Linked DNA regions of Homo sapiens: region 2 is linked to region 1. A link is an interaction called in ENCODE POLR2A ChIA-PET data of the cell type or tissue named here. Cell type or tissue: OCI-LY7. All regions are shown on one strand. Each heading gives the region's core, and the rest is flanking DNA. Links, peaks and the distances in the headings are about the cores only.

Region 1 (15,908 bases), core at 1,462-6,461:
CCTTGGAAGGTGGCATTGTCTGTAGTAGCTAGAATGAAAACAAAACCTCAATCTCTATCAGCTGGTTATATACATTAAGGAATATCCATACAATGGAATGTAAGGCAAAAAGAATGAAGTGATCTAAACTTACTGTTGAGGAGCAATAGCCAAGAAAGACATGAAAAAACAAAGGACCTAGAAAAGCATTAACAAAACACATGTGTGGCTAAATAGAGAGGAGTGGCATACAAAGGTAAATGTGGCTTTCTTTTTTCAAATGCCTGAGGGTAACCACTTTGTGTGTTCCTTTCTAACAGCTTTAAGATATAATTTATATACCATAAAGTTCACTCATTTAAAGTGTATGAGCAGCAGGCATGGTGGCTCACGCCTGTAATCCCAGCAATTTGGGAGGCCAAGGTGGGCAGATCACAAGGTCAGGAGTTCAAGACCAGCCTCAACAATATGGTGAAACCCCATCTCTACTAAAAAGAAATACAAAAATTAGTAGGGCATGGTGGCATGTGCCTGTAATCCCAGCTATTCAGGAGGCTGAGGCAGTAGAATCGCTTGAATCTGGAAGGCAGAGGTTGCAATGAGCCAATATCGTGCCATTGCACTCCAGCCTAGGCAACAGAGGGAGACTCTGTCTCAAAACAAAAAAGAAGAAAGAAAACAGGTGTATGACCAGCTGGCCTGGTGGCTCACTCCTGTAATTTCAGCAAGACTGTAATCTAGTTTGTCTTGATAGATTTGCCTATTCTGAAAAAATTAAAAATGGAATCATACAATATGTGACTTGCTTTTTCTTACCATGATCTCAAGGTTCATCCATGTTGTAACGTGTCAGTATGTTTGAAATGCTTGTTCCCCAGTGCCATAAAGAAATAGCACTTGAACATAAATAATTTTCTCAGCAAGGCCATTTTTACACTTTCTGCAGAAAGGGTACACTCGCCAGCAGTTTTGCCACGAGTACACCCAACAAAGGAGACAGGGTCATTTATAACCTGACGTATCCACCCTACCTCTGGGTCCAGTTTCCATTGGCTGAAACGGGACTTCACATTCTGTATTTGTCTTGATTGGCTAACAACTTAGAATTTTTTCAGAGGCAAAAGCAGAGGAGAACAAAGGAAGGAGGAAGTAACTTGTGGAATGCTGAGAAAGGTAAAAACACTTTCAAATAAGGAAGAGGAACAGGCTATGACTTAATGCTTGCTTGCACCAGTATAACCGTGCCAGGGCAAATATTTAGGCTAAATTGTGGGAGTTAAGAACATAAAGTACATTGATTTATTATGGCTAGCAGGTATTTAAGAATGTTAGGTCTTTGAATAAATTTTGCTTCTAAGAGAAGTTACTATTTATTCCTAATTAGATGGGGAGGAAAGTCTTTGAAGAGGAACCTCTACTTTACTTTTCACAAGTACTTAATTCTTTTCTATGGCTGAATATTCCATTGCATGAATAGACCGCATTTCATGTATCCACTTATCAGTTGATGGATATTTAGGTTGTTCCTATTTTTTGGCTGTTATAAACATTGGTGTGCAGGCTTTTGTGTGGACATGTTTTCATTTCTCTTGGGTAGATACCTAGGGGTAGAATTGCTAGGTCATATGGAAATTCTTACCTTTTGAGGAAGTGCCAAACTGTTTTCCAAAGTGCTCACCATTTTCAATTCCCACCAACAGTGTGTGTGGGCTCCAATTTCTCCACATCATGGCCAACACTTGTTTTTGTCTTTTTGATTATAGCTATCCTAGTGAATGTGAAGTGGCATCTCATAGAGGTCTTGATTTGCATTTCCCTGATGACTAAGTTGAGCATCACCTCTGTTTTCCATCACCTCTGGAAGGATACTCCAACCTAGTGACAGTGGTTGCCTTTGGGAACAAGAAACTGGAGACTAAGATCCCATTGAGAAAAAGCCTGCCTTCTCACCATGGAACCTTTGTACTGTTTAGATTTTTAAATCCTCTATTAACCTAAAAAAAAATAATTCAGGGCTTCCCTACGGGGGATCCATGAAAAGACATCATGGTGCCCATGAAGGTCTGGAATTCATGGACTCAGAACGCATATGTATGTATGTCTGTATGTAGCAAAGGTCTAGAGCTTTCATCCAAGTCCCAAGGGGATTTACTGACTTCTCCAAAAATATATGAAATCCTAGTCTAGAAATGTAAGTATGTCTGGATAACCACAAACCTATTGGTGTCAGCCCTCTATTGCGCAAACAGCCCTGGAAACACTCTGCTTATAATTGTAAAGTGTTCGCAACAGGCCAGGTCCCATTTGGGGCACAAAATGCACATTCACCTTGAATCCTCACAGACACCAGAGCTGAAGACAGGGCTGTCTGTATAGATCACTGTCCACCTGGACTGGGACCCAGCTCAGCTACATCACACATCAAGCCAAAGCTGTCCTTACTGGGGAGCTGCCAAATGTTTCACCAGGCAGGACCCATCCAACAACAACCCTACAAGATGCGTACGTTTTCTTTTTCCCATTGTACAGATGAGGAAACAGAGCCTCAGAGTAACTCCCTAACTGGGCCCAAGATCATGCAGCTATTAACAGTCAACAGTAAGAGCCAGGATCCTAGCTCTTTGCTACCCCATCTCAAGGATACAGAGTGCCTTCTCTAAACAAATTCTTCCAGACACAAAACTAATTACAAGTTGTCTGTCGACTTTACAAATATATTTTTATTATATAAAAAGAAATTACTATAGATTACTTTAAATAGGATATTTCTCCCAGTGAATTTAAAATAGCATCTGTTTCACAGAAAGATTTGCAACATGACTTTTCAGATATATACGCACTGAATAATCATTAGGTACATGGCAGAAATACACATTTAATACCTTTTTATTTTACAAAACAGGACAAGTGCATTTTCCAAGTGCTTCTATAGCCACTGTCTCATCTGTTCCTCCCAACAGCCCAGGGATGAAGAACAAGCAGGTGTTATTTTACTTACAAAGAAACTGAGGTCCCAAAAATTAAATGATTGACTTAATTAGCAGCAGAATCAGACATGAAATGCATTCTCCTGATTCTTCATAATCCAGTCATAAATAACAACACATATTCTCGGCCGGGTGCGGTGGCTCAAGCCTGTAATCCCAACACTTTGATAGGCCAAGGCGGGCAGATCACGAGGTCAGTAGTTCGAGACCAGCCTGGCCAATATGGTGAAACCCTGTCTCTACTAAAAACACAAAAATTAGCCAGGCATAGTGGCAGGTGCCTACAGTCCCATCTACTCAGGAGGCTGAGGCAGGAGAATCACTTGAACCTGAGAGGCAGAGCTTGCAGTGAGCTGAGATCGTGCCACTGCACTCCAGCCTGGGTGACAAAGTGAGACTCTGTCTCAAAAAACAAACAAACAGACAAACACATATTCTCAGAATAAAAGCTCCATTAAAAAACACTAACATTAGTGGGATGGGAAGATAAAGGTACCAGGCAGTGACTGAATAATTATGTGAATTGCAAGATTTCCAATACAGGCAGTGGAAAGCCTGCAGAGCTCTTCGCTAGGTGTCTGGCATTTGTAGAACCTGAGGCCCAGAGAGGTGAGTCAAGAACTGCACTGAGACACAAGTTGAAAGTCTTCCAGGCCAGGCACAGTGGCTCCCAACTGTAATTCCAGCACTTTGGGAGTCTGAGGTGGGAGGATTGCGCCAACAAAGCGAGACCCCATCTCTACAAAAAAATTAAAAACTAAAAAAAATCTTTCAGAGCATGCAAGCTTGCAGGCTGTCAGCAAATACAACCCAGAGATCTTAGCTCTGGAAAATGCTATGGCATTGCAGAACTGCCAGTGGCGGGGGAACAAGAGCTGCTGAGGTAATGGAATCTGCTGGGGGTGATTATCATCACATACTCCCCGGAACCACAAAATCAGCCACATCCTGGGCCCGTGTGCAGGGTTTCTGCTTCAGTCTCCTCTGATCCCCTGCTCTGACTAACAAAGCCCAGAAAGGAAGAGACTTCATGGATTTTTGTGTCTCTAAAAGCTGAGGGCCTTTCTCTCCCAACTCATTCCAGTGAAATGAAGTTTCCCTCCCACCCAGGACAGCAGATGTTTTGTTGTGTGTTTCCTGGCAGATCTTGGATTCTGCCTCAGACCTTTTTCTTGATCTGATGCTCATCTTTCCAACTGAGGACAAGGGTCCTCAGCTGTGTTCCGGTCATCAGGGGCCAAAGAGCTCAATGCTGTCCACTTTTTCCTCTTTGTAGAGCAGAATATTCTCCATCAGTTTCCTTTTGGCCTCATTGATCTCAATTTGCCACGAAGTTTCTGTAACTGATGTTCAACAGAAAGCAAACAAGAGCGACTTGAATGAAAGTTACTATTATTATAATTCTTAAAGTCACTTAAATCAGGTTTCTGAATCAGGCCCTGAGTGTAATGAGCATTTCTTTTTTTTTTTTTCTTTTTTTTTTATCGAGACAGGGTCTCACTTTGTTGCCCAGGCTGGAGTGCAGTGGCACAATTTCAGCTCAAGGCAACCTTGACCTCACAGGTTCAGGTGATCCTCCCACCTCAGTCTCCGGAGTAGCAGGGACTACAGGCGTGCACAACCACACCTGGCTTTTTTTTTTTTTTTTTTTTTTTTTGAGATGGAGTCTCACTCTGTTGCTCAGGCTGGACGACACACACAGTTAATTTTTTTGTGTTTTAGTAGAGAAGGGGTTTCACCGTGTTGCCCAGACTAGGCTTGAACTCCTGAGCTCAGGCAACCCACCCGCCTCGGCCTCCCGAAGTCCTAGGATTACAGACAGGCGTGAGCCACCACGCCCGGCCTGTGAGCCACAGCACCCAGCCCATTTATTTATTTATTTATTTATTTATCATTTGTTGAGATGGAGTCTCACTCTGTTGCCCAGGCTGGAGTGCAGTGGCTCAATCTCGGCTCACTGCAACCTCTGCCTCCTGGGTTCAAGCAATTCTCCTGACTTAGCCTCCTGAGTAGCTGGGATTATAGGCGCCCACCACCACGCCCAACTAATTTTTTGTATTTTTAGTAGAGACGGGGTTTCACCATCTTAGCCAGGATGGTCTCGATCTCCTGACCTCGTGATCCGCCCGCCTCAGCCTCCCAAAGTGTTAGGATTACAGGCGTGAGTCACCATGCCTGGCTGGCCACACCTGGCTAATTTTTGCATCTTTCGTAGAGACAGGTTTTCACCATGTTGCCCAGGCTGATCTTTATACTCCTGGGCTCAAGCAATCAGCCCACCTCGTCCTCCCGAAGTACTAGGATTACAGGTATGAGCCACTGCACCCAGCTGTAATGAGCATTTTCATCTCCTCTGTCTTTGCAGGAAGCCCTGCAACCTACCCTGGCCTTCCAGAAAGGAGAGGGTTTCCCTGTTCCTATTTATGATGTTGAGGGGTGGGAGGGTGGAGTGAAAAAAATGCTCACATCCTGTCTTTCTTCTTCCTCTCCCCTCCCCATGGCAGGAGGAGTAAAAGAGAAACAGGAGTGGTCAGAGCCTGGGACATTCATTGAACCATGTTTACTAAGGGACAGGGACACTGCATTGAAAGGGCCTTCCTGGTCGGGTGCGGTGGCTCATACCTATAATCCTAGCACTTTGGGAGGCCGAGGTGGGCGGATCACCTGAGGTTGGGAGTTCAAGACCAGCCTGACCAACATGGAGAAACCCTGTCTCTACTAAAAATACAAAATTAGCCAGGCATGGTGGCACATGCCTGTAATCCCAGCTACTCGGGAGGCTGAGACAGGAGAATCACTTGAACCCGGGAGGCGGAGGCTGCCATAAGCCAAGATCACACCATTATACTCCAGCCTGGGCAACAAGAGTGAAACACTGTCTCAAAACAAAAAAAAAAAAAGGCGGGGGGGGGGGGGGGGGGCTTCCTAATTTTTTATTTCAGAAAGAAACTTGGTATCCTTGGACCTGAGTGGCAGGAATGGAAGGTACCTTTTTTTTTTCCCTGAGACAGTTTTCCTCTGTCACCCAGGCTGGAGTGCAGTGGTGCAATCTCGGCTCACTGCAGCCTCCACCTCCCGGGTTCAAGCAATTCTCCTGCCTTAGCCTCCCAAGTAGCTGGGACTACAGGTGCCTGCCACCACACCCAGCTAATTTTTGTATTTTTAGTAGAGAGATGGGGTTTCACCATATTGGCCAGACTGGTCTCGGACTCCTGAACTCGTGATCTGCCCGCCTCAGCCTCCCAAAGTGCTGGGATTACAGGCGTGAGCCACTGCGCCCAGCCAGAAAGTATCTTCTTTTTTTTTTTTTTGAGACGGAGTCTCACTCTGTCACTCAGGGCTGGAGTGAAATGGCACGACCTCGGCTCACTGCAACCTCCGCCTCTTGGGTTCAAGTGATTCTCATGCCTCAGCCTCCCAAGTAGCTGGGACTACAGGCACACGCCACCATGCCTAGCTAATTTTTGTATTTTTAGTAGAGACAGGGTTTCACCATCTTGGCCAAGCTGGTCTTGAACTCCTGACCTCAGGTGATCTGCCCACCCCAGCCTCTGGAAGTGCTGGGATTACAGGCATGAGCCACCGCACCCAGCCTGGAAGATATCTTTAGAAGTGACTGGTGAGGATGGTGTTTGTGTTGAGAGGAGAGGCAGACAGGAACAGACCACATGGGGCCTTGAGGACTTTGAACGAGGGATGACATGCATTGAGTTTTTTGTTTTTTGTTTTTTTGAGACGGACTCTTGTTCTGTCGCCCAGGCTGCAGTGCAGTGGCACAATCTTGGCTCACTGCAACCTCTGCCTCCCGGGTTCAAGCAATTCTCTTGCCTCAGCCTCCCAAGTAGCTGGGATTACAGGCACGCGCCACCATGCCCAGCTAATTTTTTTGTATTTTTAGTAGAGACAGGGTTTCGCCATGTTGGCCAGGCTGGTCTCGATCTCAGGTGATCTGGCCAGGGTGACCTCAGGTGATCCACCCGCCTCGGCCTCCCAAAGTGCTGGGATTACAGGTGTGAGCCACCTCGCCTGGCCGGCACTGTGTTTTTAAAAGCTACTCTGGCTGGCTCCTGGAGAAGGACCTAGTGAGGGAGGGGCCAGGATGGAGGAGGACTCAGGGAAGCTATGCAGTCCCCTGAGGACAGGAGCTCAGACAAAGGGGGAACGCAGAGAAGTAGATGGAGGTGAGAGAGATTTTGGAGGCCAATGGACAGGACTGGGTGATTAACCGGACACAGTCCAGGGCAGGGAGAGGGAGGTGTCAAGGATGCCTCCCAGGTTTCTCTGTGAAAAACTGGCTGGTTGGTGAATGGCTGAATAACCAAATGAAGGAGTGAATGAAGGCAACAGAAAGAAAAAATGATGGGCTGAAGTTGGGGACACACACATGAGCATCCAAATGCACTCTGACTTCCGGCTTACCATCCTGGGGAGGCTCCAGGCCAACACAGGCCTCAGAGGAGGAGTCAGCCTCCCTTCCCACGATGACCCGCAGCCTTCCTTCCCCATTCTCTGTGGGGAGAAGTGGGGTGGCAGCCCCTGCCCAGGGTGCCACACTCATGGAGGAGGAGGCATCAAGGCTGGAATTGTCAACGTCGTCTGTTTCCTCTGGGGTGTTGGAAGAAGAGCCTGTACCCTCAGAAAGCCCACTCCAAGGGAGCAACGTCTCCCGACCTCGGAGCCGCTCTTCCACAGCAGCCACAGAGCCACACACCTTTGGGAGAAGAGAGAGAAGGGAGCTCATCAGGAATTCTCTCTGAAATAGAAATGCTAACATCTGGCCTCCCAGCAGAGAGGGGGCGGGGAGCAGACTGAAGAACCTAATGCTGGTTGTTTTGTCTGAAAAAACCACACCCTTCCTTTGAAAAGACCTGTGCTTGCCCACCAACCGCCCTGTCATAGATGAGACGGCGTGACCCAACATGGGCAGATCATAGTACCCCACTCCTCTGACCATAGGGATTAGTCTAGATTTGGGCATGTGATCGAAGCTGGCCAATCAGAATCCTTCCCTGAAACTTTTCCACCTAGAGCTTATTGGGGAAAGACCTCCAGCCTTTCCTCTCTAGTGGTAGAACCAGACGCCCCACTACACCCAGAAAACCCATTTACAGTAGGGGAAAATGAAAGCTCAACACAGAGTAAAGCAGAGGCAAGCAACGAAGAGAGAGCCACAGACAGAGAGACACAATGGCTGTACCTTTGGTGTTTGAGATCCTGGGTCTAACTTCCCTGAAACCAGAGCAATGCCTGTCCTCTCTGTTGTTTGGTTAAATGAGACACTAAGTTCATTCATTCGCTAATTCACTCATTCATATTCTTCCCCCTCCCTATGTCTGTGTGTGTGTGCGTGCACGTGTGTGTGTGTAAGAGTTTAAGTTCCTAACACTTTCAATCAAAAAAGCACAAATAATATAGATGTTGCCCTGGAAGGTTTTTGTGGTTAGGGAGGTTAGGAAAATTAGACGGAAGCAAGGAAGGAATGTTTCTTCTTCACACACACACACACACACACACACACACACACACACAGAGCACACATACATACCCTTATACCCGTAATAACAATAACAAATCTCATCTCCTCAGTGCCTTGCAAAAAATTCAGTATACTAATGTATCCATTTCTTTCTTTCTTTTTTTTTTTTTTTTTTTTGAGACAGAGTCTCGCTCTTTCGCCCAGGCCGGACTGCAGGGGCGTATCTCGGTTCACTGCAAGCTCTGCCTCCCGGGTTCACGCCATTCTCCTGCCTCAGCCTTCTGAGTAGCTGGGACAACAGGTGCCCGCCACCGCGCCTGGCTAATTTTTTGTATTTTTAGTAGAGACAGGGTTTCACCATGTTAGCCAAGATGGTCTCGATCTCCTGACCTCGTGATCCGCCCGCCTCGGCCTCCCAAAGTGCTGAGATTACAGGCGTGAGCCACCGCACCCGGCCACTAATGTATCCATTTCATACACAATGCATGAATTTTTATAAATAAAAAATTAAAAGATCAGAAAAGTTAAGTTCCCTGCCTAAAGCCACCCAGCCAGTACAGTAAATGGCAAAGGTGACCATCAAACCCAGGCCTGCTTATTATCTTCCAGTCCCTGACCCAGCTGTTCTTTCATCTTCCCAGCTTGGTTGTGATGTACTAAGAGCTAAGGCCATCTCCTACCTCTTCTTACACCTAAAGTGCCCTATCCCCTTTATTTTACGTGGCAAACGTCTCATCCTTCAAGGCCCAGGTCACATGTTACTTCTTGAGATAAATCTTCACAGTAGATGCCCAATAAATATTTGCCAATCTAAAGACCGCATTTCCTTGGAGCTAGGCGTGGCCATGTAGCTAAGTTCTGCTCTCTATTATGTGAGAAAAAGTGATGCATTTCCAGGTTATATCTTTAAAAGAAAGGGAGTGTGTCCACCTTTTCCTTTTAACCCTCTTTCACTGGCTGGATTGCAGGTGTGATGGCCTGAGCAACAGCAGCCATCTTAGACCCTGACATGGAAGCCACATGGTAAGGATAGCAAACAAACAACATAGAAGGAGCCTGGGTCCCCAATACTGTGGCACTGCCACATTAACACTGGACTGCGTAAATTCAAACTGTTACACTAAAGAGAATAAACATCTATCTTATTTAAACCACTGCATTTTGCAGTCTCCTTGTTATAGCAGTTTCACCTGCACCTTAAGTGACACACTGAACAAAATAATGGAATGAATAAAAGAATGAAAGTCTTACTGAAAGAATAATTGGTTGAAGGAGACAGAACTTTTTAGAATATAAAACTGATTATGTCCTACCTCTGCTTAAAAACCTTAGTGAGGCTGGGCACAGTGGCTCAGGCCCATAATCCCAGCACTTTGAGAGGCCAAGGCAGGTGGATCACCTGAGGTCAGGAGTTCGAGACCAGCTTGGCCAACATAGTGAAACCCCATCTCTACTAAAAATACAAAAATTAGCTGGGTGTGGTGGCACACACCTGCAATCTCAGCTACTCGGGAGGCTGAGGCAGGAGAATTGCTTGAACCTGGAAAGTGGAGGTTGCAGTGAGCCGAGATTGCACCACTACACTGTAGCCTGGGTGAAAGAGTGAGATTCTGTTAAAAAAAAAAAAAAAAAAAAAAAAACCTTAGTGGCTCTGCAAAAATCCTTACTGTGCCTACAAAGCCTTCTATCATTGGACAACTCCTTCCTCGACACACCCAACACAAGCCACTGTGCCCCATGTGTTGTGTTCTAGCCCTTCGGACCTTCTTCCAGGCCCTTGAACGTGCTGAGCTCTCTCTCAGCTCAGGCCATTTGCAGGGTGTTCCTTCTGCCTGGATTGCTCTTCGTGTGCTTAAACCCCCCTTCCTCAGGAAGGTCAACAGGGTGGGGTCCTCATCATACACTGTCCTGGCGCTCACCACAAAGACAATTACTATGCAATGTCCATGAGTTCCAGGAGCGTGGACCTGGGTCTGCCTTGTTCCCGAACAGATGTGTCCCCTGGCCCCAGTGTACAACTGCGGAATGAATGACTGAACATCGGGGCACATGGACACTTGGGGGACACCTGTGCTAGCAAAGGCTGAGAACAAAGACTGAAGCCTCCAGCTCCTGCCACGTGACAGCGCAAGACGATGGACATAAGGCTGAACTGGGAGTCCAGAGAGCTCTGACAAAAACAAGTTCTGTGGCCTCATCTTCTCGTCTGTGGCCCTTCACTTGCCCTTCTGTAAAATGGGAGGCTTGGGCTACAGCAGTGGTTATTGAAGATTTTTTCCAGCTACCAAACCCTTTCCAGAGAACCCAATACAGTAACTGAGAGAAGTCAAAAGTGGGTGTCTGGTCCGAGTCACAGGTGGGGGCCTGCACCTCCCCCAACCCCTCTTGCTGCCAACAGCAATTCCTGAGTATTCTCAAGGAGCCCCTCTGTGCCCAACACCACTTGAAAATCACTCTGCTAGATGATTTCTAAGGGTCCTCCCAGGCAGTGGAGAGTTTGTCCTTAGAAAGACCAAGCAAGGCCGGACAGAGCGGCTGATGCCTGTAATTCAAGATACTCGGGAGGCTGAGGCAAGAGAATTACTTGAACCCGGGAGGCGAAGGTTGGAGATAGCACCACTGCACTCCAGCCTGGGCGACAGAAGGAGACTCTGTCTCAAAAAGAAAAAAAAAAAAGATCAAGCAGTAGTCTCTTGATTACCTTTTACCATGGAAGCCACGGCTACTTCTCATGTCCAAAAAAATCTCTTACCCCGTGTAGTGGCTGCTTTCTAGGACGTCCGCCTAGTGCATGGGCTGAGCACACTCCCTTTCTTTGGGACCTGGCGCCGACACCATCCAGGGATGGAGCCCTGGGCAGCCCGGTTTGCATGCTGGACCGCCCCACCATGCCTGATTGGCCAAGCGGTAAACAACTGACCCAAGTTCAGCCAATCAGGTTCTCCCTCTGTGGTGGGACTCAGGGTGGAGGCTCATCTCTCTGTTATAAACTGCGGGCAGAGCCGTTCCCTCCAGAGAACACAGAGGAAAGGGGAAGGGGCCTATAGAGAAGGGGGAATAAAGCCGATTCACAGAGAGTTCATCGAGTTCAGTTAACATCCACGGGTTTGGTCCTGCGCCCTGAGGCCCTGCAATACCCGTCCTCGGGCTCCGCACTATCCATCCCTACACCGCCCTTTGGCTGATGGGAGCTCTAGGAGGTTCTGCGGCTTGCAAGCAAGCACAACCCTGGTTTGTGCACCAGGCCTCTGCGAAGGGGCCGTCCCCGATGAGGTGGACCCACGCGTGGCCCAGGCAGCGAGGCCGCTGCGGGCGAGGCTCACCTCCTGCAGGCTGGTGTTACGCCTCCGCAGGCACAGGCAGGCAGCCGTGGCCAGGGCCTCGGCGCAGTCCTCCGGAAGCCTCCCTGCGCCCTTCTCCAGGTACTTCTGGCAGATCTCCTTTGCCATCACGTTCTCCACGCCCGTCTTCCTGGAGCAGAGCGAGGCGGTGCTGCTTGGAATATCACTGAGGAGTAAGTCCTTCTGTGGGAAGAAGGGTAGAAACGCCCTTGCGTGAGCTGCAGAGCTGCGAGAGCCAACGCACGCGCCCCACTCACCTCCAGAGCTGCAAAAAATGCTCAGAAAACCGACCGGACATCGTAAGAATAAATGCAAGGATTCCAGAAAGAAGTAAAACCCCCAAGAAATGGAGAAGGATTCGATTTCCTACATGCACAGGGCACTCCATAGTGAACTCATGCCACAAACGTGGGGCCTTAATTTTTCTAGGCCTCGGTTGGTTCATCAGGAAAATGGGAACAACAAAAATACCTACACCAGGGCCGGGCGCAGTGGCTCAAGCCTGTAATCTTAGCACTTTGGGAGGCAGAAGCGAGTGGATCACTTGAGGTCAGGAGTTCGAGCCAGCCTGGCCAACAGGGCGAAACCCCGTCTCTACTAGAAATATAAAAATTAGCTGGGCTTGGTAGTGCACGCCTGTAATCACAGCTACTAGGGCGGCTGAGGCAGAGGAATTGCTTGAACCTATGGTGGGGGAGGTGGGGGGCGGAGGCTGCAATGAGCTGAGATCACGCCACTGCACTCCAGCCTAGGTGACAGCGAGATTCTGTCTCAAAAAAATAATAAAATACCTACACCTAGGACTAACACAACCATTCAATGAAACAGTGCACCTAAAGCACAGAGAGTGACATCTGACACGGAACATTCAATAGTCTTTTAGTGATAATAACTAATAGTAATAATAGCTACCATTTATATGGCACTTACTACATGATAAGCACTTAATAATTTAATCTTATTAACTACATGGACAATCTCTTATGATACAAACATTTCAAATGTAGGATTCTGACCTATATACATAACAGGAGAGCCACTATAAAGAAAATATTATGTCTATACTTCTTATACATTTTGTATTTACATATATTTTATATTTTGTACCACATAAAATGCAGCAATCTGAACTATGCATACAATAGAACATATGCTATATAATAATTTTATACAAATATGTAAGCATATTTAATATAAATTATATTGTATATTTCATGAGTAATATGGTATATATGATTAGCATATATGAATGTTACAAACATACTAAATATTGTAAAAACATGTATTGTAGGCCAGGTGCGGTGCCTCATGCCTGTAATCCCAGCACTTTGCGAGGCCGAGACTGGCAGATCACTCGAGGTCAGGAGTTCGAGACCAGCCTGGCTGACACGGTGAAACCTCGTCGCTACTAAAAAATACAAAAAATTAGCCGGGCATGGCGGTGCGTGCCTATAGTCCCAGGTACTCGGGAGGCTGAGGTAGGAGAATTGCTTGAACTGGGGAGGGAGAGGCTTCAGTGAGCCAAGATTGCGCCACTGCATTCCAGCCTGGGCGACAGAGTGAGACTCCGTCTCAAAATATAAATAAGAAATAAAAATAAAAATAGGCCGGGCACAGTGATATAATCACAGCTCACTACAGTCTCAACCTCCTCGATTCAATCGATCCTCCCACCTCAGCCTCCCAAGTAGCTGGGACTATAGGCACATGCTACTGTACTTGGCTAATTTTTAAATTTTTTGTAGAGATGGAGTCTCATTATGTTGCCCAGGCTGGTCTTGAACTCCTGGGCTCAACTAATCCTCCTGTCTTGGCATCTCAAAGTGCTCAGATTATAGGTGTGAGCCACTGCACCCAGCCTAAATGTTTATTTTTTTTTTAAAGTGTACTAGTGTTTAAAGCTGATAATCAAGAACAGTAGAAGTGTATTATTTTCTTCTTTTCTAGAGGCAGGGTCTCACAATTTGCCCCAAATGGAAACCTGCCATCATTGCTATGTATCTTGATGCAAAGACTATGACGATAATCAAAAAAACTACAGAAGACACCTAGTGTTTAAACAGGGGTTGGGGGACTGAGAACACGCGATGAAAGGATGTCGAGGGAACTTCACCATGGAGGAGTCGGCAGCTCCACCTGAAACCACTGATCAATCTTAGCACTAAAACCTTAACACACTGATCGGTCTTAGCACTAAAAGTAGGACAACAGGCTACGCCCCGTGTAGTGAAGCAATGGGAGGCTCACAGCGCCTCCAGGAAGTGTTCTTGACAAAGGCAATGACCATGACTCTAAACAAGTCACAAGTGCTAACTGCCAAATATAGGAAATATGAGGAATAGAGAAACAAGGGAAGGAGACCACAGGATGTAATGAGCAAAACCCAGAATGTGAGACAGTCTGTCTACATAGGGCAAATGACCTAGTCTATGCAAAAATCCAACGACATCCAAAATGAAAAAGGGCATTGCGGGAGAGGTTGTGAGAGAATAAGAGTCTTTTTGTTGTTGTTGTTGAGACGGAGTCTCGCTCTGTCGCCCAGGCTGTAGTGCAGTGGCACGATCTCGGCTCACTGCAAGCTCCGCCTCCTGGGTTCATGCCATTCTCCTGCCTCAGCCTCCCGAGTAGCTGGGACTACAGGCACCCGCCACCATGCCCGGCTAATTTTTTTGTATTTTTAGTAGAGACGGGGTTTCACCATGTTAGCCAGGATGGTCTCGATCTCCTGACCTTGTGATCCGCCTGCCTCAGCCTCCCAAAGTGCTGGGATTACAGGCTTGAGCCACCGTGCCCGGCCAAGAATAAGAGTCTTAAGAAACATAACCATGCCCGGGCGTGGTGGTTCACACCTGTAATGTCAGCACTTTGGGAGGTTGAGGCAGGCGAATGCTTAAGCCCAGGAGCTCGAAACTCGCCTGGGCAACAAAGTGACATCCCATCTCCACATAAAATTTTTTTTTAAAAATGAAAAAAACAAACATAACCAAAGTAATATATGGACATTTTTGGGGTCTAGTTTCAAACAAACCACCCTTAAAAAGCAACTTTTGGCTGGGCACGGTGGCTCACACCTGTAATCCCAACACTTTGGGAGGCCAAGGCAGGAGGATCACTTGGGCTCAGGAGTTCGAGACCAGCCTGGGCAACATGGCAAAACCCCATCTCTATTAAAAATACAAAAATTATCTGGGCCATGGTGGCACACACCTGTGATCCCAGCTACATGGGAAGCTGAGGCAGGAGAATTGCTTGAACCTGGGAGACAGAGGTTGTGGTAAGCCAAAAGCACACCACTGTACTCCAGCCTGGGCCACAGAGGGAGACTCCATTTCAAAAAAAAATTAAAATTAAACATAAGTGGTTAAAATTTGGGGACAAAAGTTTACCTTTCATTTCTACTCTCCAAAGGTAACTCCTGCTAATAGTTTGGATTATATTATTTTCTGCTATACAGCTATAATTATTTTGGTTTTATATTTACTTATATAATAATTATAACAGTATCCTAAAAGCTGTTAAAATAATAGCAATATCAGCCTGGGCAACGTAACAAGACCCCATCTCTACAAATAACAAATTAAAAATTAGCTGGGCGTGAGGGCACATGCCTGTGGTCCCAGGTACTTGGGAGGCCGCCGAGGCAGGTGGATCACTTGAGGTCAGGAGTTCAAGACCAGCCTGGCCAACATGGTGAAACCCTGTCTCTATTAAAAATACAAAAATTAGCTGGGCATGTTGGTCCATGCCTGTAATCCCAGCTACTTGGGAGACTGAGGCAGGAGAATCAATTGAAGCCAGGAGGCAGAGGCTGCAGTGAGCGGAGATTGCACCACTGTACTCCAGCCTGGGCGACAGAGCAAGACTCTGTCTCAAAATAAAAATAAATAAATAAAATAAAAATAAAAATTAGCTAGGAGTGGCGGCACGTGCCTGTGGTCCCAATTACTTGGGAGGCTAAAGCAGGGGATCACTTGAGGCCAGGGGTACAAGGTTACAGTGAGCCATGATTGCACCACTACATACTAGCCAGGGTGGCAGAGACCTTATCTCAAATAATAATGATAATACTAATAGTTAACATATATTGTTTATTATGTTCTAGTTACTATTTTAGGCATCTCACAT
Region 2 (15,908 bases), core at 4,662-9,661, 500 kb after region 1:
GTCTACCTTACCAAGAAACTCTGTGCCCCACAGCTCAGCAGGGAGTAGGAAAAGTCTGCTAACTGTGAATCTGTATTCTGGGATTGGAAAGCAAGAAGTGTAACAGAAGCAAGCATACCAGAGCTGGGTATGATGGATAGCCTCGGCATTTGGCCCACACGAGGTCCAGAGCATCCAGCGGGGAGTCCTCATCCTCTGACAGCCAGCCAGCTCCCCGGCCCAGACTCTTCCTTACCACTTCACAGGAATGGGGGAGAGGGGGTGGATCAGCAGCTGGGGGGCTGGCGAGACCCTGACACTGGGTCCCCAGCATCCCTGGCCTTGGGCAAGGGAACTTACTGCTGTGGCCCACGCCGCGGCCAGTGCCCACGGAGTAGGCCTCATTCTCAGTGCCTGAGGTATCCTCACTGCTGTCCTCTGGGAAAGTGCCCCGAGAGAAGGAGGGTTTGCCCCGGCCTTGTTTTGAGGGCGTTGTGCTGTGGACAAGACAATGGGAGCTCAGCTCAAAGGAGGGGAAGAATGGGGAACAGCATGGTATGTGCCCTCAGCTCTTAAAGCCCGCAGGGTCTGAGACTTTTGGAAAGCAGAGGCTATATGAGGAATTTCAAATTCAAACACCCACAGGGGCTAGGCTGATGACCTAACAGAGGTGGGTTAGCCTGAGCAGTGGCGGCAGGAGTGCATACTCTAATCATCACCTTAATCCAGGATGGTTCTCTCTGTTCTATTAATGGTAACACTGATTTATTTATTTAGCAGAGAACCTTGAGTTTGAGCCATCTTAATCTAGACTGAGATGGCTGCCACCCCACTTCCAACAGGGAAACCTACACAGGCCCAAGAGCCCTGGAAGGGCATCCCCTGAGGTTGGCCTCGATCTGGAGGGCTGGTACCTGGTCCGGTCTGAAGCAGCGCTGCTACTGCTACTGCTGCTGGACTCAGAGTCTGAGCTGCTCCGGGGAAGGCTGCAGTCATTACGGTATACCAAGAAACTCTTCTTCACTGGTTGGTTTCCACCGCTGAAGCCATTGGCTGGTAAGTCTTGGTTGAAGGGAAGGGGAGGAGGGAAGGAACCGGTCAGGAAGATGTAGATCAGAGATGACATGGAGGTAAGAGGGACTTGGAGCTTGGGTTCCCCTTCTGTGCTGGAAAATTCCTCCAACCTTGGCCAGCAGAGCTAGCTCTGGGCAGTGTCTACCACAGTTGGCCACAGCCCTGCTCCACCCCTTGCTTCCCTCGGCAGTTACTGGCTTTAGGACACAAATGGCTTAAAGGGCAGGAGATCCCCAAGGAAGGTGAGAAGAGAAAAGGTAAAGTGATACAATGGAGGCAGGGGGCCCTGGATGGGACTTTAGCTGGGTCGTAGTGTCTCTGGGCCTCAGTTTTCCCAACTGTAAGATGAGTGAGTGGAGTTAAAGGATTCCTAAGGACCCTTCTAGCTCGCTCTTTTATGGGCAAATAAAGGGGTAACTGGGAGTATGCTGGGAAGAATGGCAGCTTTGCTCACTCTCTTGGGGGGCTGGGTGATGGTAAGGCTCACCCATTGGGGGGTCTTCTGTGGACTTATCACTGTCGCTGTCTGAGCTCGAACTGGGCCGGGGGCTCCTACCCCGCTTGCGCTGACGCAGGGAACTCATGATGGGGAGCTGGGGGGGCCCCACAGGACTGCCTCCGTGGCTGGGGGTCATCTGGCTCTCCCGGTTTTTGGGGGGCCGGCCCGGCCTCTTGGGCGGTCCAGCTGTCTTCGGGTTCTTTTTGGAGAACAGAACTGAGGTTCTCCTGCCCACCTCATGTGCGGGGGTTGAGGACATGTTGGGACCCAGGCCTGGAGCAGAGAAAGAAAGAAGGAGAGTTGGTGAGGGGCCTGATTTGAGAAGGGTAGATATCCAGGGTCATGCCCTGGGCATATAGGACCATTACTCCAGCTAACGTTGGGGAGATCATTTTAGGGGCTTGGAATTTGGAAGATTAACTCTTATACAAATAGCCAGAGAGGCAGCTAAGAGGCCCCTGATTGGGGAATGAGGGAGAAAGTACAGCTAGCTGTGTAGGAGGGACCTCTGCCTGGGGAATGGCAGGGGTTGAGTGTGTGCTGCAGAGCCAAAGTCTGACTTGCTTTGGGGTCCACCTTGCCATGGGATTCAGACCTTTGCTTGTCTCCTGGCTGCTGCTCTCCTCTGCCGCACTATCTGTCTGCCCATCCTTGTCACAGGCTGCCGGGTGGGGTGTCAGACTACCCCGGCTCGAGGGGCCATGCCGCTCAGGGCCATCACGTCCCGTCTCTCGCTGATGGGCAAGCTTCCGCCGCAGTGCCGTCATCTCTTTCTTGATCATCTTTGCACGCCGTGAGCGGCCCACACTCTGCTTGCTGGCATTCACTTCGTCCAGCCGCTCCAGAAGCAGCTTTAGCTGTTCTTCCACTGGCAGGTGCTTCTGGTTCTCCAGCAAGACCAGCCGCTCTTCCTCGGCTGCTAGGGGTAGGGTTGGAGGGGAAAGGTCAGACTCAGGGCAGCCCTCAGGGCCCCTTGAACCTGGGCAGGCAGCAAGAAACCCACTCATCCCCCCTGGGCTTCTCACCAGGAACAGCTGTAAAATAGCAGCACCAAGATGTGGAATGGCGGGCACTGCTATCCATTCACCCAGTCTGGCTTCTTGGGGAGCATTCCTGGGGATAGCTTGCCACTGCTCAGCCTAGCTGCTTTCTGCCTACACTGCCTGCTCCCAGGAGGGGACTTTTGGAAAGCTGTCCATCCCCGGCATTGGCCTCTTATATGTGTGTGTGATATATCACCCACCATCTTCAGTGTGGTGTGTGGCCTCATCTCCAGCCAGGCTGTGGGGGATATGCATGCCCGTCTCAAAGTCAATGCCCATTTTTTCTGCCTGGCGCCGGGCCTGGCGGAGCACAGCACCACCCTGCTCACGAAGCCGCACTGCTGCCCGGTAGAAGATGGTGTCCTTGGCGTTATACTTGAGGCAGTTGCTGACGATGAGGTTGAAGTCCTCCTCAAAATCATCAAAATTCAGGTAGCGGTAAGCCTCCAAGTTCTGCTTCATGGTGAAAAAGTCCATGGGCTTTTTGATGTGGTCTAGGTAGTCAGGTACCTGGAAGGGCAGGGCAGGTTTGTTTTAAGTGGAGATATCCTCCTTATTGCCCCGAACCCTGCTCCTAACAAGCCCCCCTGAAACACATCCAGCAACCTCCTCCCACCACAGTTAGAGGCAGGCATATAGCACAGGGGAAAGGAAAGCTGGATTCTGGTCCTGACTTTACCAGTCACAAGCTGTGTGACTTTGGCAAGTCTCTTAACCTCTCTGGGCCTACTTTTCCTCTCCTGGAAAATGATGAAAGTAGAGCCAAATATACTTTCTAGACTATATGAGGCTTTAGTAAGAAAATGGCTTGGGGACTCCTCTGAAAATAAACACCACCTTGCATTCCTACAGCTCTTTTTACTTAACAGTAACTTATAAGGAGGCTGCTGCCTCAGGCCTCTCATTTTATACCTTTTAGAGAGAAGAGTCTGCCAGTCAGGACCTAGGGCTTCAGAGCTGGTTCTTTAGGTGCTGAGCCTTCTAAAGTCTCCGTTCTAGGGTTCAGCACCCCGAAAGTGTCTTCCTGCCCTGGGATTATTCATTTGGCAGACTCAGTCCCTGCCTCTGGGGAAGGAGTGCAGACTGCCTCCCATTCTGGGCCCTTGGGGTGTGACAGGGACAAGACAGAGTCCAGGTGATACATGTGGCTCCAGTTCATCCTGCCCCAGAGCCACCAGCCCCTCTCTTCAAGGTCCCCATCTAGTCCTGGCCCAGACCTGCAGCAGGGGTCCAACTGGGAGAGGAACAGAGAGAAGGTGGAGTGAGGGGAAGGGATTCTTACTTCGTCCAATTCGGTTACCTCAGACAGAGGGACCGGCTCGCTGAAGATGTTGCCTGTGTCCTTCTCTTGGAGCTGCTCCAAGGTTTTGCGAAGGAGGATGAGGAAAGGAGTCAGCTGCATCTCCATGGCAATCTGCTGAACCTTGATCTAACATAGAAAAAGGCCTGATCAGCCAGGCCTCGGCCAGTTCAGTGGCAAAGAGGTCTGAGGATATGGTCCCAGCTGGCCTGGGAACCCGCCTTCTTTCCCACCCTCACAGCTGGGTGTACTCATACAGGTCTACCTTCTATGAGGCTCCACCCAGGGAAACTTGCACCAACAATTCTGGCTTCCCCCTTTCTTGAACTACCAGCACCAGCTACCTATGTCACATAACTGAGGATTCTGTTCATACGCTCCTGTGACATTCTGCTTCCAGCAGAACTAAAAGCACACCGAGCACCAGGAGACCTGACTCCAGCGTCAGCCCTGCTGCTATCTGGCTGGGGTACACACGCTATTCCTTCTCCTGGGTCTTTTTTTTTTTTTTTTTTTTGAGACGGAGTCTCGCTCTGTCGCCCAGGCTGGAGTACAGTGGCACGATCTTGGCTCACTGCAAACCCCTCCTCCCAGGTTCACGCCATTCTCCTGCCTCAGCCTCCCGAGTAGCTGGGACTACAGGCGCCTGCCACCATGCCTGGCTAATTTTTTGTTTTTTCTTTTATAAAATAGGGCTGGCCCAGGAGCACTCACCGTCTCCCTTTTGAGTTTTTCCCGCTTGCGGATCAATTCCACGAGCAGCCGAGCTCGCTCCAAGTCATGCCGGAGCCGCTGCCAGGACTTGAGCTGTTCTTTAAGGGCCCAGTTCTTATCCTCAGAATCTCTCTGTAGAGGCAAAACGAAGATCAGAGGATGATTAGAAAGCCAGAGGAAAGGTCAACAGGGAGAAGAGAGCCCAGGAAACTCAGGTCAAGCCAAAAGAGGGAGCACAGTAATTTATTGGTAGTGCCTCAATCTGTGTGTCCCCAAGGCCTGGCAGAATAAATGCTTGGTATGTGTTTGTTGAATGAATACATAAACACATAGGAACAACATCTTTTCATTGAACATTCCATGCTGATCCTGGTTTGAGGGCTAGCTTAAAGGAGGAAAGAGTCTAAGCCCTCTGACACTGGAAACTACAGTTGCAAATTTTGGTTTTCGTCCCCCTGGCGCTAGTTCCCAGAGCCCACAGGGAACTGGACACAGTACCCCAACTTGGTCACAGTTCCTCTGAGATTGCAGGTGTGTCTGCAGGCGACGTAGCAATGGGACCCCATTCCGTGACTGCCGCTTCAGTGTCCAGTAGCTGTGCAGCCTCTGCATGAACTGGCTCTTCCTTTGGATGGTCAGGCGGTTGGTGATTTTACTAAGCCTGGGAGGCAGGAAACAAAGAGTAAAACTTGTTGGGCCCTGATTCTCTTAAGCAGAGCAAGGGTCTCTGGCCAGTGAAAGTTCCTGAATGGGGATGAAGGGAGAGGATCTCTTGTCCAAAAGGCCTGGGACTCTGGACTTAAGGCAAGGAAGAAAGAGTGGTGCCATCAGTGGTACCGTGGCAGACAGGAAACCAAGCTCCCAGCACTAAACCAGATCCCTAACCCTGTACACCAGCAATCAGGGACTTCTGCCCCTAAGACTGCTCTAGTCACTGCAGCCCAGAGTACTATTTGACCCTGGGAGCCCCACTGAGACTGAGCCTTTGAAGGTTTTAAAATGAAGTACAACTGTACAGCAGAAATATATAGTAAATCAAATAAACGGCACAAGAGAACTAAAAAAATCCCTGGCCATCACAGCCCAAATGAGCAGCAGTAACCACTTCACAACTTCTTGAGCTTCCCCTTCCCCGCTTTTCATTCTATTTGTTTCTTCATATTCAGACCATTTTTTCCATTGCTGCCAGTGGCAGTTCCATCCTCTTCCATCCCAACTTAACAAACCACACCATCAAAATGAAGGGCAGTTCCAAAACGCCTGTTAGCTATGCCAGATAAAAGCTGACATTTCTGGCTCTTAATGTGAAAGTCAGGTGACCTGCTAAAGACAACTATCTGTTTTGAAAATATGTTCTTTTTAACTTCTATGCAGCTCCTGGGAAGATAGCCCAGCCCTGCCATTCCACTCAGGAGGCTGCCAGCTCCTCTCCTGGAGGCTCCTTTCTCCCTCATCTGCCTGTCCACCGGCTCCCCACATACCTGTGTGGTGGGATGCAGGGCACTGACACCACAGGTGCTGCTGCCCGCTTCTCTGCCAGGATCTTCCGTGCCTTCTTCATTTTGATCCGGGACTTGGCCTTGGCCTTCTTGACTTTCTCTGAGCTCCAGCCCTTACCCTCATCCTCCTCCTCATCTTCATCCTCCTCACCCTCGCTGTGGGACAGGGCAGGCAGTCGGCGTGCTGAACCTGGAGGCGTGTGGATGTCGCAGTAGGCTGTCTTGCGGACACTGAAAGAGGTGCCGTTGGCGCCTGTCTCCCGCACAGGCTCCATCTTCATGTAAAGGCCAGCCTGCTGGGCGCATGTCACATGGAAAGCTGTGTAACAGTTGGCCTTGTGGCACTGGATGCAGGCCCCTGAGCCCCGTTGTTTGCAAATGTAGCAGGTGAGCTTCCAGCGAGCTGGTGGGATGTGCTCAATGCTGTCAATAGGCTCTAGGAAGACCGTGTTGGCGAAGCAGACCTCAGGGATCCACAAGGCACACACCACATGGGCCCAGCGCCCGTCATCTGTCTGCTTGAAGGCACCGCCCTTGTTGGGGCACAGGGCACAATCCACAGCACGAGAGGGTGACTGCAGGCAACGGCGGCACAGCCACTGGCCCTCAGGGATATAGGGGACACCGTAGCACTCCTGGTGCACGGCCAGGTTGCACATGTCACAGAAGAGGATGACATTGCTGTTCTGGCACTCACCATCATTGCAGATACAGCAAACAGCATCCTCGTCCACTAGCGCATTAGGGTCGCCTTTATTATGACTCTCAAAGTACGACTCCTTCTCCAGTCGGTCCATTAGGTACTCAAAGATCTCCTGCGGGATGGGACTTACACCCTCTGTCTTCCGACGCTCATTCATGATATCCAGCCAGATGTAGTCCTCCTCGTCCATGTCATACTCTACTTCCTCGTCCAGCTCCTCTGCAGACTTCTCGATGTACCTACGGTACAAACAGGGAACTCAGCATCACATGGTTGAGATTTCCCTCCCTTAAAGATGATGGGTCATTTGCCATTGAGCACTTACTCTGTGCCTATGCCCTTCAGATGTGTTGTCTCATTTCATCCTCACCTTAACTCCAGATATTATAGGTACTATCATCGTTTCTATTTTGCTGAAAAGGAAACCTAAGGCTTGGAAGGTTAATCACCTGGCCCCAGCTCACTTGTGAGAAAGTGGTGGAGCTGGGATGTGAACCCAGGTCTGCCACTGCAAAGCTCATGTCCTAGCTGCTATATGTGACACCATCTTCTTGGGGTTGCAGAGGCTCAGCCAGCCTCCTCTAAAAGGAGGAAGGTGGGGCAGCTAGTACCCCTTAGAGTGGTCCAGATGATGGTACGAAGAATCGGGGAAGAAGGAAGGTCATTGGATGTCATTGACAAATTACATATAAGTTGTTTTAGCACTGGTGGGCAGGGCCTCGACTAGAGCTGCCATGGATCTTCTCTCAGCTAGTGTCAGCATCAGCTCAAGGCTCCGTCAAACTCTAGGTGCTATGTTTGTTCACTGGATAGCCTTGGGAGATAACAATTATAATAGCTAAGGTTTACTGAGGATTTCCTATGAGCCAGGCATTGTGCTTAACTATTACATTTATTCTTACCACAGCCATAGAGTTAGTGTTCTTGTTGTCCTCATTTTGCAGATAAGAAAACTTAAGCTTTGAGAAGTTAATCAAAACATAGATAGGTCACATAACAAGGGAGTGGCAGAGGCAGAGGCATTCAACCTCCAGCCCAGTGCTCTTAATGTCCAACCTGTATCACTTACTATGCCAACAGGCCTGGAATTGAGGGCTGCTCTCGGTGCTTGTCACACAGAGAAGGTGCTCCTTGCCTGGCATGCTATAGGTGGCCTAGACTCTGGCACTGTAAACTACAGGGTACAAAGGAAGGGATGGGGCTTTGGCTTCTAAGCAAACCAGATTTAAATCCTGCCTCTGCCATTTTATGACTTTTAGGACATCACTGCTGTACTAAACCTCAGTTTTACTGATGACAGAACGAGGATAATACTACCCACTCACAAAGAAACTGTCAGGGTTATATGGAATTATAAAAATGAATAGGCCACAAACTCTTGGCCTTTACATTTATTTATATACTACCTTGCCCAGTGCCTACTACCCCATCAGGCTCCAGCAACCCCCAGCAGGCCCATGGAAGGAAGTGTGAGCACCTTGGTGTAAAATGCCACCTAACCACTAAGTCATGTGTGACCACATACAGACGTGTGCAAATATGTACATTTATCTTTTTATTAAAAAGTTGTTTTGAAAAATGAATGAGCTAAGTCAAGTGGCACACAGCAGGCCCTAGAAAAACATTAGCTCGTTTCTCCTCTTATGTGGGAAATGGAACTTTGGCTGCTAGAGTGGGCCAGCACACACAGGCTCTGGAGCCACACTGCCTGGGTGCTGTCTAACAGAGGGCAAGTGAGCTAAGCTCCCTGAGCCTTGTTTGTTCATCTGTAAAGTGGTGATGCTAATAATCTGAACCTATTTCACATAGCTATTCTGAGCATTAAATGAGTTAATGCAGGTAAAGTGCTTAGGACAGTGCCTGGTGTGCAGCAAGCACTCAATAAATGTTAACTTATTAGTTTTTGTATGGCCTTTACCCACCTTCCTAGCATTATAGCTGTGTATGTGTCTAACTCCTCCACTACACGATAGAAGTGGGGATTGTGTCTGATTCGCCATACAGATACAGGCACTCATCACTGTTCATTTGAAAGGCATTTTGGGGGTGGAAGGGAGGAGAGAGACTGAAACATTGTAGGAAGCAGCTTCTTCCTTTTTAGCCTTTTACCTCTTCCCCAAGGTGACTGCAACCTCCCTATCTTTGAACAAGGGTATGACTCATGGATGGTGTGAACCATCTGGCTTCTTCCAGGCCTTGGCACCAGCTCTCTTCAGCACCAATTCTCACCCTTTTCTCTGCCATGACACACGTGACATTATGTGATGGTGCATAACACACTCCCACAGGCACCCAGATTACAGGCTGCAGTACAGATAAGGTAGGCTGCATGTCACGTATAATTCCTGGCACACCAGCTGACATGCCACCCTCTCTCTCCCCCTCAAGGAAGCATATTAGAATGCAAGCAAGAGAAAGTGATGCTATTAGAGAGATGACCTCAAATCTTCTCAATTTATATAAAAAGTAAATCGTTTCCAAAACTTGGGCAGTTTTACCAACAGTGGTAACAAATTCCATGCAATACACATCTCAGTTGTTTGCAGTGTACCTGCTGAGAACTGCTCCCCTGAAGAACATATCTGATCCCCAGAAAGAAAGAGTCAGTCTAAGTGGAGGGAGGAAGAAAAGCAGCTGAATGAGCTGGGCTGGGCTGCCTGTTAGAGCAGAGAGAGCTCAAGGGCCATTGGGAGGGAGGGGAAGTCCAAAGAGGGGTCTGTGTGTTTGGAGTAGGGCAGAGGTGGGTAGGGCAGTCAGTGTGAACAGAAAAGAGAAAGACTGTGGAAAGCCAGAAGGAAGTGGAGTTGGACTGAAAAGATGAAAGAATGGGAGAGGAAGTGGGAGATGGGCTTAAACTCAAACAGTGGAGAGAAGAAAGTGCTACAGGCCATATTGCTTGTTTCCAGATTTGCTTTTAAAGAACTGAGATTTAGGCCGGGCGCGGTGGCTCATGCCTGTCATCCCAGCACTTTGGGAGGCTGAGGCGGGTGGATCATGAGGTCAGGAGATCGAGACCATCCTGGCCAACATGGTGAAACCCCATCTCTACTAAAAACTCAAAAATTAGCTGGGTGTGGTGGCACGTGCCTGTAATCCCAGCTACTCGGGAGGCTGAGGCGTGAGAATTGCTTGAACCCAGTGGAGGTCGCAGTGAGCCGAGATCACGCCACTGCACTCCAGCCTGGGTGACAGAGCGAGACTCCGTCTCAAAAAAAAAAAAAAAAAAAAAAAAATGGAGGTTTAACATCATGTGGACTGCACTTTTGGTAAAAAATGCTTTTCATATAAAAGCTTTTATGACAAATCCTCCTCAGAGACCAGGCCTTCTAAGTAGCTGAAAACAAACTTACACTCTTGGCAAATTAACTCATCAGAATGCCTTTTTTGCCTTGGATGCCAACTTTCAGAGAGGTTTTACACTTGGTTTTAGTGCCATCCTTCAGCCAGGATTTCTCCATGTAGTTTCAGCACCACACTGCCCCCCATATCCCTTCATCTTTTACCTCATGTTAAAGAAACAATTAAATGACAAAAATAAAAGGGCCACTGGAGGAGTATTAAATATTGTTTAAGTATAAAATACTGCTTAAACATGTTAAAGGACAGATGACAATAACAGAACAAATAGTGGGAGAATTACCTCTGCAGATTTACAAAGTGCTTTTAGTACCTTATGAAATCAGTGATCCTAGTCTTCTACCTTTTGGGAGACAGAGAAATACCGTATCTGCTCTGCAGATGGGGTCCTTAAAACACACGTTAATTTGGATGCATTTCCCAAGGTCATGCATAAGGAAATGGAGAGGACCAGGAATCAGAAACAGGATGTTTTGCCACAGTGGAAACAGTACAGCTATGGAGTCAGAGGGACCTGAGTTTGAATCCCAGTTCAGCTATCTACTGGCATGTGATTTCAGATAAGTCTGGCCAGGCACAGTGGCTCACGCCTGTAATCCCAGCACTTTGGGAGGCTGAGGTGGGTGGATCACTTGAGTCCAGGAATTCAAGACTAGCCTAGGCAACATGGTGAAACCCCATCTCTACAAAAAATTTTAAAAACTAGCTGGGCATGGTGGCATGTGCCTGTAGTTGCAGCTACTCAGGAGGCTGAGTGGGAGGATCACTTAAGCACGGAAGGAGGAAGTTGGGGTGAGCCAACTGCACTCCAGGCAGGGTGACAGAGCCAGGCCCTGTCTCAAAAAAAAAAAAAAAAAAAAAAAGGATAAATCTGGCACCCTTTCTTGACCATAGTTTCCTCATCTGTGAAATGAGAAAAATACCTACCTGAGAGTTTTGAGAATAAAATAAAGGAGTAGCGTGTGGCACTGTAGAGTAAGTGCATTAGTGGCGTACCATTCCACTCACTGCCCTGGCAAAATCAGTGTTCTTTCACTATTCTTTATTCCTGTCACTCTTCTATCTGTGCCTCTCACCTCTCTCTGGCTAGTGAGCCCTGCTTGACCAGTTTTCCAGAGCTGCAAGGTAGAGGTGGCCTTACCGGTAATAGGAAGTTGGCCGGGGTGGGGCATCAGGGGTGTCCTGTTCCAGCTCCCGATAGACCACCTCTGGCAGCTTGGGAGTGGTGCTCGCAGAAACATTGTGGTGGTGGTGATGGTTGGAGTCCTTGCGCTTCTCCTTGTTCTTATGTTTGCCTGACTTGGGAGTAGCAGCTGGTGTCTCAGTGTTCTCCTTGTTGCTGCCATTCTCAGGGGCCTCCTCGGGGGCTTCCTCATCCTCTGACACCACATCCAGGTTGTCAAAGATGCTGATGCGGTGGACGCGGCCATGCAAGTCCACCTCCACCATGCGCTGGGCCTGTGCATAGCTCATCACCTCACGGCCTGGTGACTGTGAGACCTCTGAGGGGCTGGGTGACTGCTTGTTGGCTGGGCGTGACTGGCGCCCCTTTTTCTTGTGCTTGCGGAGTGGAGTTTGTTGTGGGGGTGGTGGGTTGTCGTGGTCATAGTGGTACAGGTGGTACTCAATACCACTGTAACTCTTGTAGACCTTTCGGCAGGTCTCCACCGGGCACTCGTATGGTGGCTTAGTCGCCCGCAAGTTGTGGCAGAAAGTCTTCACATCAAAGTCCACCCCCATGCTGTCACATCTAGAATACACAGATCAGTTAACATAAGGCTGGGGATGAGTTCCTGGCCATTTGCACCAGAGACCCCAGTCTTTCTAGCCCTCCCCCTCACTTGGAGTCACCAGATTCTGGCCAGCCTACCTCTACAGTGTCTCCAAATGCCATCTCCTCCACCATAGCCCATATCTGGGCCCTCATCACCTCTTGCCTGGTTATCCTGCCCTATGTCTCAACTTCTTTAGCCCAATCTCACATCATGTAGGAGAATGATCTTTCTACCAGGTAGTAATGATCATGACACTCTCTTCATTAAAAGCCTCCTGATGCTCCCAGTTCCTTCAAGATAATATTCCAAATTCTCTATGATGCCATTCAAAGAGCTCCTTTCACTGACTGGCCCTAGTCCTCCTTTCTTTTTACAAGTTACAGCTGTTTTTGTCTACACAGGGGATCTTGCCATTCCCTGAATGTTATAACCTCTCATTCCTGCAAAATGATCCCTATTTGGAATGCCCTCCATACTTTCTGATTGGTGGGCTCCTACTCATTCTTCAAAAAACCAGCTCAAATGTCACTTCTGACACAACTTCTCTGACTCTCCCATGGGGAGCTGTTTCCACAGCATTCCATTCTCACCTCTACCACAGCACTTGACATACTGAAAGTTGTCTCCCCCCTGGACTGGGAGCTGTGTAGCAAGGGTACCAGAGCCTATCCACCTCTGTATCCCCAGTACCTAGCATGCACTGGACATTCAGTTTTTGGCGAACGAATGAATGACCTGTTGAACGAATAGCTGAATGAGGGGATCACCAGACTGAGAGCTCAGATGGGATGAAGGCCATGTAGAAAGCTGAATGGGTGGGTGGCTAATGCTTTAGCGTTGGACTCCTGCAGAAATCACTGGATCACAGAAAGAATTCATTTACTTTTGAGGTCTTTATGGGGAGCCTGGCCCTGGTACTGGGTAGGAGATGTACTGTGAAACAAAGTGAAAACTGAGGTCATTTAGTCAGTGACAGCAGCTTGTATTACATTTGAGCTGTTCACCCACTCACACATCAACTGAGTGACTACCAAGTGCCAGGCCCTAAGGGTACAAACACGAACGCGACAATCTAGGCATGCTCAGCTCCATGCTGGTCCGCAGGGGCCCTCCCTCCCCGCTCCCCAACATTCCTGGGTGAGTGTAGACAGCAGATGGCACCAGGCCTCAGGAAGCCCAGCTTGGTCAGAGACTGCCCCAATTTCTCTCGGCCTAGTTGAGTTCAACCATTCAGCTAGGGGCTTGGCACCATCCCAGCCAGGCAGGGCTATCATGAGCTCCCTGACAAAATAACCCCTCTTGGCCTCTCCACCTGTGCCTTAACCAGGCAAGTGGGCTGCTCCAGCTCCACTGTCAACGGCTCCTGATTTTCACATCAGTAACGCTACACGTCCAACTGCAACTCTTCTATTTCCTACCTGCGGCTGTGTCTTTAAACATAAACCAACCGAAGCACAAACAAGCTCTCCTCTTTCCAAGCTGGGTCCCGGGTGAATGGTTCCCAAAGTAGCACAGCGAATCAGCAATCTCCCCTTGGAACCCGGCAGCAGAGGCACAGGCGAGGGAGACGAGAACTTAGACCAGAAAGCCCGTGGGGAGGGCCCAAGGAGAATGGCGGCTGCATCTGCCCCTGAAGCTCAGGGGGCTGGAGGAAGTAAGGGGCGGGGGCCGGAGGGATAGGGCTGGGCCCCGGCAGTGCCCGCAGCCCACTCTCCGGATGCGGCGGCGTTTCCCCTTTGTGGAAGTGTAACAAGTGAAACAAGGCTCCCCGCCTGCCACTAGCCCGGGCAGCCCCGAAAGATACACTGTTGCCCCAGGATGCCTGCTGGGAAGCAATGCACTGTCAGTTCTCCCAACTGGAGTTGCCAGAGAGGTTCCCGGGCCACGCGGCTCAGTGCGCGTCCCACGAACGTAGCCTACCCCTTCCCTGCCGGCCACTCCCGCCCTGGTCCCAGGCCCGCACTCACCGGCCACCTCGAGTCCGGGCTCATCGCCGGGGGCGCCCGCCGGGGCTCCGACCCCACTTGGGGAGGTCGGCGGGGAAAGTCGGGCCGGGAAGGGGGAGCCCCAACTCCGGAGACCGTAGACCTCGCCACCCCGGCCCCCTGCCGCCCCACGCTTTGGTCCCGGCTCCCCGGGATTCCTGAGCTGACCCCTGCCGCTCCTGGTCCCGCCGGCGCCCTGGGGTCTCAACTCCGTCGGCCGCCGCCCGTTTCGCGAGCCCCCAAGATGCCCGGTCTCGGGACCGGGCGCTGCTGGAACAATGGAGGCTCCCAGAGGCAGCGCGAGGACAGCGGCGGCGGAGACCGTGGCGGCAAAGGCTGTGGCAGCGGCGGCGGCAGCAGCGGCGGCGACGGCGTCTGCGCAGGGTAAACGTGGCGCCGCGGCGCTACTGAGCTGCACTTTCGCCACGGATCCCCGCCCGCCCGCTGAGGCTCGAAAGACCGTGCTCCGGGATTCAGAAAGGACCCTGGACACCCCACAGGGCTTCTCTAGCTCTCCCATCTTAGAGTGGAGTTTCTGGAGACTGAAGTCACCGTACTCGGGATCTGGGGTCGTCGGGCGGTTTGTGGCGAATCTGCAACCACGGACGGTGAGCGCGGGGCTGGGCGTGAGGAGCCCGCCCTTCTCCCCTCCCCCTCTGCCTCCTCCCTATCCGCTCCCTGCCTCCTGCTGGCGCCGCGGCTGCGGGAGGGACCTGGCCTTGGTCTCGGAGGAAGGCGGTGAGGCGGGGCCAGAGTCACGGGGCGGGGCTGGGGGCAGGGCCGGGAGCAAGAGGGATGCGGGCTGGAGCCTAAGGGACCGGTAGTTATGGGTAGGACCGGGGCGGGGCTGGAGACTAGACCGGTCTGTGGGGCGGGGCTTGTGGGAGGGGGCGGGGCTACCGCACAGCGGGGGCCTGTTAGAATAGCGGGGTAAAAAGTGGGGCTAAACAGAAGAAGAGTACTCGCGAGAGAAAGGGCGGAGCTTTGGATGAGCCTGGAAAGTGGAGCTGGACTAGAAATAAAGAACAAAGTTGGAAAAAGCGATGCGACGCTGAAGGGAGCAGGCGGGGCTTGGTAAGGCAGGGGCGGAGCTGTGGGGAAAGGGCAGGACCGATTAGGGATAACGGGGCGTGACTGAAGGAAAGGGAAGAAACTTGGGAAAAGTAAAGGAGAGGTGCTAGAGAAAAGGTATGGGTCTGAGAGAAGGGGCTGGTTTGGGGCCGGTGGGTGTGAAAGGGCTTGTCTGGTAAAGCGGTGGGAAATCTGTGGGTTGGCAGGGATGTGCTGCGGGTTGCTGATTGGAACATGGTGCCAAAACAGCTGATTTAATGTGAGTGGGTCACCTCCTAGCAATGTGAACGTGGGCAAGTTCAGTTCTTTAAGTTCCTTATTTGTAAAACAGAGCTCGAAAACTCTGTTGTTAGTTCTTGAGGGTTTCAGAGAACTTGCATGGCAGGGGGAGACATCCTTAAACAATACTTCTCCAGTTTTGTCATCAAAGAGGAGCGTGAAAGGTCTTCCAGGGTTCTGGGACAAAGCCCAAAGCATCTGAAAGCTTCTATCTTCTTAATGCAAACTTTGCATTTGACCCAATAAAATGTATGTTTTCTAAAAACCATCCCAATAAAATCGACATGCCAGGAAGAGGTTTGCTGATTAAGATCTTGGGATCTGAAGTCAAACTGATGAATTATCTTAAATGACTCATCTTCTCAGAGCCTCAGTTTCCTTATGGGTAAAGTGGGAATAATATATAGTACCTGTTCTCAGAGTTGTTGTGAGAATTAAATGAGATGATGCTTGTAAATCACCTAGCACACGGTTTGACATGTAGTGAATGTTCAAAGAAAATATTAGCTGTTATTATCCTTATTAAAATAATTCAGAATAGATGGATCAAAGCAGAGTTATACTAAGTTATCTCCTTTAGTGGTCAGGAATTCGTTTGAGAATCTGCTGAGAACTATGGGTCGTGTGTAG

Evidence for each region. ChIA-PET counts read pairs that join two places held together with the same protein. Peaks named below come from ENCODE experiments on the same cell type or tissue, not always from the same donor. Only the 100,000 strongest peaks of a DNase experiment are listed, where the experiment ranks them.
Region 2: POLR2A ChIA-PET joins it to region 1 with 6 read pairs; 3 of 35 experiments call an interaction of 5 or more read pairs at or near these places.

The regions. Positions count from the first base shown.
Region 1 is chr3:10,230,517-10,246,424 of GRCh38, reverse strand. IRAK2 (interleukin 1 receptor associated kinase 2) reads right to left here. Exons shown (of 13, transcript NM_001570.4): 11 at 11,766-11,966; 12 at 7,386-7,677; 13 at 2,680-4,309. The coding sequence ends at 4,197. Among named protein-coding and RNA genes, the nearest start is that of TATDN2, 10 kb to the left of the region's middle. RefSeq lists a silencer at 3,800-3,869 and an enhancer at 11,715-12,317. In OCI-LY7, for the core only: no CTCF peak of the experiment used is centred there; a DNase peak (open chromatin) is centred at 3,894.
Region 2 is chr3:9,730,141-9,746,048 of GRCh38, reverse strand. It overlaps BRPF1 (bromodomain and PHD finger containing 1), which reads right to left and starts at 14,314. Exons shown (of 14, transcript NM_001003694.2): 1 at 13,911-14,314; 2 at 11,310-11,918; 3 at 6,091-7,050; 4 at 5,108-5,270; 5 at 4,610-4,741; 6 at 3,878-4,024; 7 at 2,796-3,105; 8 at 2,148-2,471; 9 at 1,541-1,825; 10 at 894-1,041; 11 at 340-476; 12 at 119-237. The coding sequence starts at 11,908. RefSeq lists enhancers at 13,199-13,758, 14,319-14,878 and silencers at 13,836-13,965, 13,976-14,025, 14,496-14,855. In OCI-LY7, for the core only: no CTCF peak of the experiment used is centred there; no DNase peak of the experiment used is centred there.